Linked DNA regions of Mus musculus: region 1 is linked to region 2. Evidence: chromatin contacts called from ENCODE Hi-C or POLR2A ChIA-PET data. All regions are on one chromosome and are shown on one strand. The core of a region is the stretch at or near the end of the contact, and the rest is flanking DNA. Distances in the headings are between cores, read along the strand shown. Region 1 overlaps Gm35111 (a long non-coding RNA gene). Region 2 holds the start of Vcan (versican).

Evidence for each region. A loop is a pair of places that touch in the nucleus more often than their neighbours do. ChIA-PET counts read pairs that join two places held with the same protein, here RNA polymerase II (POLR2A).
Region 1: a map of heart shows a loop between it and region 2 (6-fold over the local background). The contact joins the enhancer-like site here to the promoter of Vcan in region 2. A Hi-C loop is called at or near these places in 4 of 37 maps with a recorded cell type or tissue (adrenal gland, heart and left cerebral cortex). POLR2A ChIA-PET finds 5 or more read pairs at or near these places in 1 of 5 experiments (Patski).

Annotation. Positions count from the first base shown.
Region 1 is chr13:90,514,011-90,517,517 of GRCm38, reverse strand. All of the region lies in intron 1 of Gm35111 (a long non-coding RNA gene), which reads left to right. Among named protein-coding and RNA genes, the nearest start is that of Gm35111, 33 kb to the left of the region's middle. Within about 2 kb of position 1,542, at least 2 of the 3 ENCODE cell types and tissues checked have a DNase peak (open chromatin) inside an H3K27ac peak, as active enhancers do; they include heart, where a contact is called at or near this core.
Region 2 is chr13:89,739,982-89,743,864 of GRCm38, reverse strand. Vcan (versican) reads left to right here and starts at 1,353. Exons shown (of 15, transcript NM_001081249.1): 1 at 1,353-1,792. All of the region lies in intron 1 of Gm4117 (a long non-coding RNA gene), which reads right to left.

The DNA.
Region 1 (3,507 bases), core at 293-2,792, 770 kb before region 2:
AACATGCCAAGGGTGTGGATTAGAATGGGAACCAGAGCCAGTGAGAACATGGTGTTTGGGTAACATTGTGCCTGCACTGGCAAACTTTAATCTGTTATATTTTGTATCTAAAATATATGGAAACACACAGATGTGGTGAGAATGGGACAGATACAATTAGAACAGGCAGTTTGGGGATGAAAATCAGATACCTCTGATTACACTTGGTCCATGCCATGCTTATCACAAATGACACAATGAAGGCTCCAGAATGGAGGACAACTGCCATACAGGTATATCTTGTCGCCTAGGAGTCTGTTGCTTTGTGTTGTCTCTCTTCAATTCCTTTCCACTCATCTGATTGTGATTCTTAAACCCTCAAGTCTTTATATTTGCTTTGGTTGTATTACTGCCAGACAAGAAGAAATGGACAACACAATTATATCCATATGCCTACTATGACAGAACTCATCTTAAGGAAATGCCGATGCCCAAGATGAATGGTGGTGCTCTCCAGAGGCTGTTATGTCACTTTAGTCCTTGCATGCAGCCTTAGTAGACTAATGATTTGAGAACAGAAAGAAGGCATATTTTGTAGAATATATATATATGCACACACATACATACATACAAAATATTTTACATCTATGGGTGGTTTTAAAGATTATTGCTCTATTTGTTATTATTGTAAAGGCTAACATCTAGACTTTCTTTAAATTATGAGTGCTTAAAAATGGAAGACTCTCACTTCTTAGACAAATGAGTCCAGAACATGTATGTTATGTATGTTATGTATGTGGGTTAGGAAGAACAGGCAGGCACTGGTTAAATTCCCATCAGCCAGGAATTCTGAGCATCCCAACTGAACATATGCACAAAATCCTGAAAAAGCGTTTGAAATTTAGCATTGCAGTAACATGTTTAAAATAACTTCAGAGTTGATCTATAACCAGGGCACTTCTAGGTTTAAGCAAATATAGCAATTAGTTTTTCATTTTTTAAAGGGAGCTCATTTTGTGTAGCTAAATATAAATCAAAAAATTTTAAACACTATCCTCCAAGGCAGTTTAATTTTGAGCAGAATTTGAACGAAGAAGTAAAACCAAATCTCAAAGATGCTTCTGGTGTGGTAACATGGATCCTGGAGTGCAGCCTCAGAGCCATTTGGCTGTAGCCTCACATTCAGAAGGGCCAGCCAAGGAGACACATAGGCAGACTGCTTCAGAGAGATCAGCCTAAACCAGTACCATTTCTGAGACCAAATTCCCCTCAGAAGCACTCTGTAAATCCCCGAGTTCCTGTAGTAAGAAGTCTGTCCCTTTATTTAGTTTCATTGTGTGTTATCATTAAATGGGAGGAAATGACAAAAGCCACAGTCAAGGATAACCATGTGACACTGGCTTAGGCAGGCATAGGGTGTGTCTAGAGTGTGTTTCTGCTCAAAACTGGGTTACAAATGTGACCTAATGCTTGAAGCCTGTAGCTCCCAAAGAGGAGGAAGTTGTGCAGTGTTCTGGTGCTGATGGCAGGTTGCCAACCCAACAGAATTGCACAATCAGCTTCTAGGACATGCTGCATTTTTTTTCTCTCCCCAGAAATCAGTAAGCCACACTAGAGGGCAGGCTAACCTAGACCTTTATTCAACCCCTGCCCCCCACCCAAGAACAAGAATTTGCTCCCTTGTGTCTGATATAAGCATTATAGAAATAGAAGCCTACAGTTGAAAAAAATTGTGGCACTCTACGGAGCAAGCAACAGAGATTGTAGTTTGTGTGATACATCTATTTTACTCTGTGCTTGGAACATGTAAGGACAGCGCCACTTTAAGTAAAGCTTAAGGAAAAGTAAACCAACAAAAGGCAATGAAAATAGTGAATAACATGTCGTTATTAACTTGAATGAATTAATTAATATGTTATCAGAAATTAATACTATCAGACTAAATTAATATTAGAAAAGGGGTATTTCTTGACCAGTAACATCTTCTGTACAGGAATAGAAAATACAGTAGACATTGTCACTGCGGTGCAAGTCAGATACATAATGCTAGTTTGCATCTGATATCCTGCTTTTATTTCATTTTCTTCAGTGTGGTCATCAAGCACTAAAGGACTTGAGAATATAAGCTGTATAAAGTGGACTGTCTTAGGAACAAGGTTAATATTCTTCCTCCTGGACTTGCCCCATACCACCTCAGACTCCTCAGCCCTCCCAAGGAGTTTAGGATGTAGTAGAAAGTCACATAAAATTTCCAATCTGAACACTGAGCATATGTATTGTTAAAACATTGGTTGATAGCCACAACTGGCTTCTTGCTATTCTTTGAAAATATCTATGTAGAAGATTATCCTATTTTCCATATGTTCTGTGCTAGTCCAGCTTCTCCACAGACATGGAGACAACAAGATATACATAGCAGTCGATTTGTCAAAGAGGCTTGTTGCGTGCAATTCTGCAGTCTGAGAGGTTTCAGATCTGTAGTTAAAGACAAATGTAATGCCACATTTCAGTAATCTGTGCATTTGGGAAGCCAAGGCAAGAGGATTACCAAAACTTTGAAAATAGCGTGGGCTTCCAAGGAAGACATTTTCTTATAAATGGACAAAAACAAAATCAAAACAAAAAACAAACAAACCTAGAGTCTGCAGACTGGAGACAGTGACGTGGTTTCACATCTGAGTGTAAAGCCCTAAAACCCATGAGAGCTCAGGATATAATATCATGTCTGAGTCAGAGTCTAAGAGACGCAACTGATGCTGCAGCTTACAGATGGAGCTCTGGAGTTCTTTTTGCTCACCTATTCATCCAGGCTTTCAGTAGGCCAGATGAATCTTCTCTGAAGACTGCTTTATTGCTTTTGGGGGTCTACAGATCCAAATGTTAATTTCATCCAGAACTGACCTCCCAGACACAACTAGAAGAATATTTTCACCAAATCTGAGCACCTCAAGGCTCAGTGTCACAAACATCCAATCATCTCAGCTACTCTTTGCTTTGTGCTTACTTTTATGCTTTAGAGAATGCAAAAATCCCTCTCTGCAAGCATCTCAACCTGAAGCATTGGTTCCCACTTGCAAACTGTGAGTTATGATGTGCGTGTTAAGGTCATCACAAGAGCTTACTGTGGTCAGAAGAAATTGTTTAAACCAAGCACAGTCTTCATGTGCCTTATAAAAATGAAGTGTAGATAGATTTCATAATTTGAGCAATATGAAATTTATACTACTTTTTCTAAATCTTAGTCATAGGCTTAGAAAATACATTGCACATTTATTTCAAAGTCTAAACAATGATAGCTAAAGCAAGAAGTCCCCAGAGATGACCAGTCTGACCAACAAAATAAAAATTCCTCTGACTAATCTGTTCACGTTAAAGTGGTGCACAGTGTATCTCTGGTGGGCTTGGTTCATTAGGATAAATGTAACATGAGCTCAGTGATGGTAGAGGCAAGAGTGAACAAGACATGAGTAAGCGTGTCCTCACAATTAATAATAACGGAGCCACAAGAACACCCCGTGCTGGGAGACT
Region 2 (3,883 bases), core at 104-2,603:
GACACATGAAATACACACCGGGGGATGAAATTGTACTGATAATCCTACCACATGTTTATCACTTAAGATCTATGATCATATTGAATCTACAAACCTTAGAAAAGGAGCCCACATGCAGAAGGGTCTAGGTTACAACTTTAGAACTGTGGTTGGCAGCCAATCTAATTAAAGAAATCCAGGGTAAAGACAAACTCTCTGCGTTAATCACTACCGTTTCTGAAGCCCTGTGTTTGATGTCATTCTCTAAGCAAAACATTCAGAGTCAATAATTACAAGGATATTTCCATATTGGTGTAGGAGGAAAAGTTTGTAATTGTTTCAGTACCCTGAGAGTTACTTCGACATGTCTTGCGAACTTATTTTGTCCTCTCTCTAGAAACTCATACTAGACTTCAACGTAACGGAAAATTCAAAGTCGCCCTTTTGTGAGGGTCAGAAATCCTTTGTATTAACTGTTTGACCCTTTGCTCTTTAAGGTCCTAATGGAGTCTTTTGTGATTCAGTGAAGGGTGTGCTTCTCTATATTGATGTTGTTTACATCGATGGATAAGCCTGAGTAGGGGAAAAAAAAAATTGCGAACGTGAAAGATTCCATTTCCAGACAACATGGAAAGACTGGTAAGTCAAAGAAATCTGAGTTAGGCAGAAAATTCTGCAAGATATCCTGTGAAAGACAGAGGTATGGAAGAAGGAAGGAAGCGAAATACATTTAAGGAAAGACGCGGATTTGTGTCAGAGAAAGGATTCTCTTTGAATGGGACAAGGGATTGCTTGGGGGGATTTCCTGTCCAACCCTTTATTGCCAGGGTCTTTGTGTAGGGCCTGATGCCGCGGGCTCCCCATTGGGCAGTTCCCTAGGGAGAGCAGTCACGAAAAGCTTTTGCGTCTCCCTGGGGCTTGGGATCTCACTTTCTCAGTATCTCTTTCAGGTTGGCAGGAGCATTGAGCCTGACACCTCTTCTGATGGGACGAGCAAGCTCCGTGGTCGCATTAAACACATTATACGCAAGTTCTTGGCTGATGTTATAGAGTCCCGTCCGCTCCTAAGGACTGACCATACTTAATTGCTCTGTGCTTGCTGGCCGCAGCAGAGCCTGGGGACTCCTTTCCCCTAATTCAGAAGTAGCAGCCCAGGGCGGGGAAGAGGGGGTGGGGTGGGGATGGGTGGGAAGGCAGTTGTTTGAGACTGCACAGCGAGGTGGTACCGAGTCGTTGAATGAGGAGCACGGATTCCCCCCACCCCCAGCCGATTGGTACTTCTCATCAGGAAGAAACGCTGAGAGGTGGGAGTGCCTGGCCAGGGAGGCAGGCGGTCCCTACCGCAGGCTGAGGGAGCTCCTTTCCGCCCCTCCGCCTGTTTCCAAGCTTGGGCTCTTTGGAGTGACTGAGCTACGGAGCTCTTCAGGAGCCTGTGAATGAACCCTCCTCCTCCTCTCCCTCCTCCTTCTCGCTGAGTCTCCTCCTCGGCTCTGACGGTACAGTGATATAATGACGGTGGGTGTCACAACCCGCATTTGAACTTGCAGGCGAGCTGCCCCGAGCCTTTCTGGGCGAAGAACTCAAGGAGCGCGGGCGCAGCAGCTGTGAGCATTAGGTGCTGTGGCCAAGCGCTGGGACAAGGATCTGCCGCTACCAGCGCATCCTCTCTCCTCTCCAGCTCTGTCCCGCACTCGCTGCACCCTTCCCCAGGCCACCGCGCTTCCTATGTGATCTTCCGGGGCAACGCGGAGCCCTTTCTCACAGCTCAGCAGTGAATTTCCACCCCGAAAACTGCAGTAAGCCGCCTTTCAAGGTAATCACTTTTCTTTTGTTCCCCCATTTAAAAGAAAGAGGGAAAACTTGTTGGGAAAAGAAAACCGTCCAGCTTAGTAGGGGGAAAGACTCACATTGTAATTGGAAGAGGGCTTTAATTAAAGCCAAGAGGACTAGCTGTAAGGCGAAGTTAGAAAAATGTGCGCACTTTCAAACATGAAGGTAACTTGTTAAAGAGATGAATTCAGATAGACCTTGGTGCTGAAAAAGAGCTAGACAAAAGAAGTCCGGGGTGGGGTAGAGGAAAAGGACAAACCGAATAGGGGGAAGGGATTTTGTAGCGAAATCCTAGAAAAGTCCTGCTATCTTGAGTTGGAGGAATGGAATGGACTCCTCACACCTTGATTTTGTTCTCTTTAAAGTGGTCGAGGCAAAAGTTTGAATGGAGAGTCCCCAAACTTGCCCAAATGCAAGCCCCTGAAACCACCTTAGGGCAGACCACCTGGTTTCCTGGCTCCGTGTGTGTGGTCAGTATCTTTGGTTCCTGGAAAGTCACCTCTGGGCAGCTCCTGACAAGGCAGCAGGATACTTTAGCGGCCCAGGACCTGCACGGACATGACCCTTTCCCCCAACCCCTCAGGCAATGTGGGAGGCTATCTGGCAGGGGTTGGGTAGGGTCCTGGGGCTGCTTTTCTTTGATGACTTGAGGGCTGTCAAAGCTCTCTCACGTTGCCCCTGTGTTCTTTTGTCCTGCGCGTGGTGCTCCCGAGCCAGCCGGGAAGGCGCATTGGATGGGGGTGGGGTTGTTGGAACACCGTAGAGGTCTGGGAGGCTCCTGGGCGGGAAAGCTTTCCCTGAACTGGAGGGGTGTGCAGTATCTCCCCCCTCGCTCTGGAAAACGAAATGAAGGCTTGTCCCCCAATCTTTACTAGCAAACCAGGACCCATAGATTCTCCAGACAAAGGTGGCGTGGAGACTCGAGTTGGGGACCAATTGGTGCAGTCTTCTCGCCTGGATTACAGCAGTCCTCTGTTCCCTTCTGTATCTTCATCCGCTCCCATTTCTCCACTTGAGTTGAGCAACTTTACGGGCTGGTGGAGTGGTTGTGGAGAGTGCGTGCCGGGTTTCCCCGGGGACGCCCTGGCTGAGAAAGTCCTACTGCCCTGAGTAGGCGTGGGCATTGCAGAGACTTCTCTAGTGCCTGCAGACCCGGGACATCCCGGTTGTCTCGGTTTGTTCTCGGTGTCAATGGGCGTGGACTGCTCAGAGGGGTTAGACAGAAGAAATAGTGGTAAGAAAATAATGTCATAGCCTAAACTATTTGCTCTCGGATCCAACTACGTTCGCCTCCGCATGTCCTACGTGTTCTCGGGATCCCGAGGAAAGGGAAAGAAATCTCCCCCGAGGCTGCAGGGCAATACTGCCTCAAGTACACCCACAGTGGAGACTCGCTATCTGTGTTCCCTCATCTTTGTGTCTCTTTCTCAGTCTCCATCTTCTCTGTCTTCTCTTTCCCCTTTCTACCTCCTCTGCGCTTTTGCGTCCCCTCCCCCACGGCTCACAAATGAATGGCTAGTGTGAAGTCCCTTCCGTCTCTGTCCAAGGAGGCAGGCCCAGAGGGAGGAGCAAGGGCGGGGGGTGGGGGGGGGCGGAGGCGGTGCGCTCCTTAAGATCTGCTTGCAGTTGGGTGTTTCGGACTAGCAGAACCCAGATGTCTAGGAATAGGGAGTTTTGTAGTAGGCGTGGGCTCCCCCTGATGGAAGAATTCAGCACAAGCGGAAAATAGGGCCAGAAAACCACTTTCATATCCTTTGGTTCAAAGAGAAGACCCAGTTCTCCTTTAATAGTCAGTTTTCCACTTCAGAATCTGGAAAGTGAGTCTTTGGGGTTTGGAGGAGACAAAAAGAAGGGAATTTGGTCTTCCCCAAAACACGGGCTCCTTTTCTTTCATCCGCGTGGCTTCCCGCGGCGCTCTGGGAGGCGCCTGCAGCTGGGCGGACTCACAACGCTGGTGACAGAGTCAGGTTTGTAGTTTCCTGACGTGCAATTTACTCATCATTAAGAAAAGTAATAAAGGCACTTGCTTTGGCAAATTTCGCTAAGGTCCTTGGTCACAATGCTAGGACTCTGT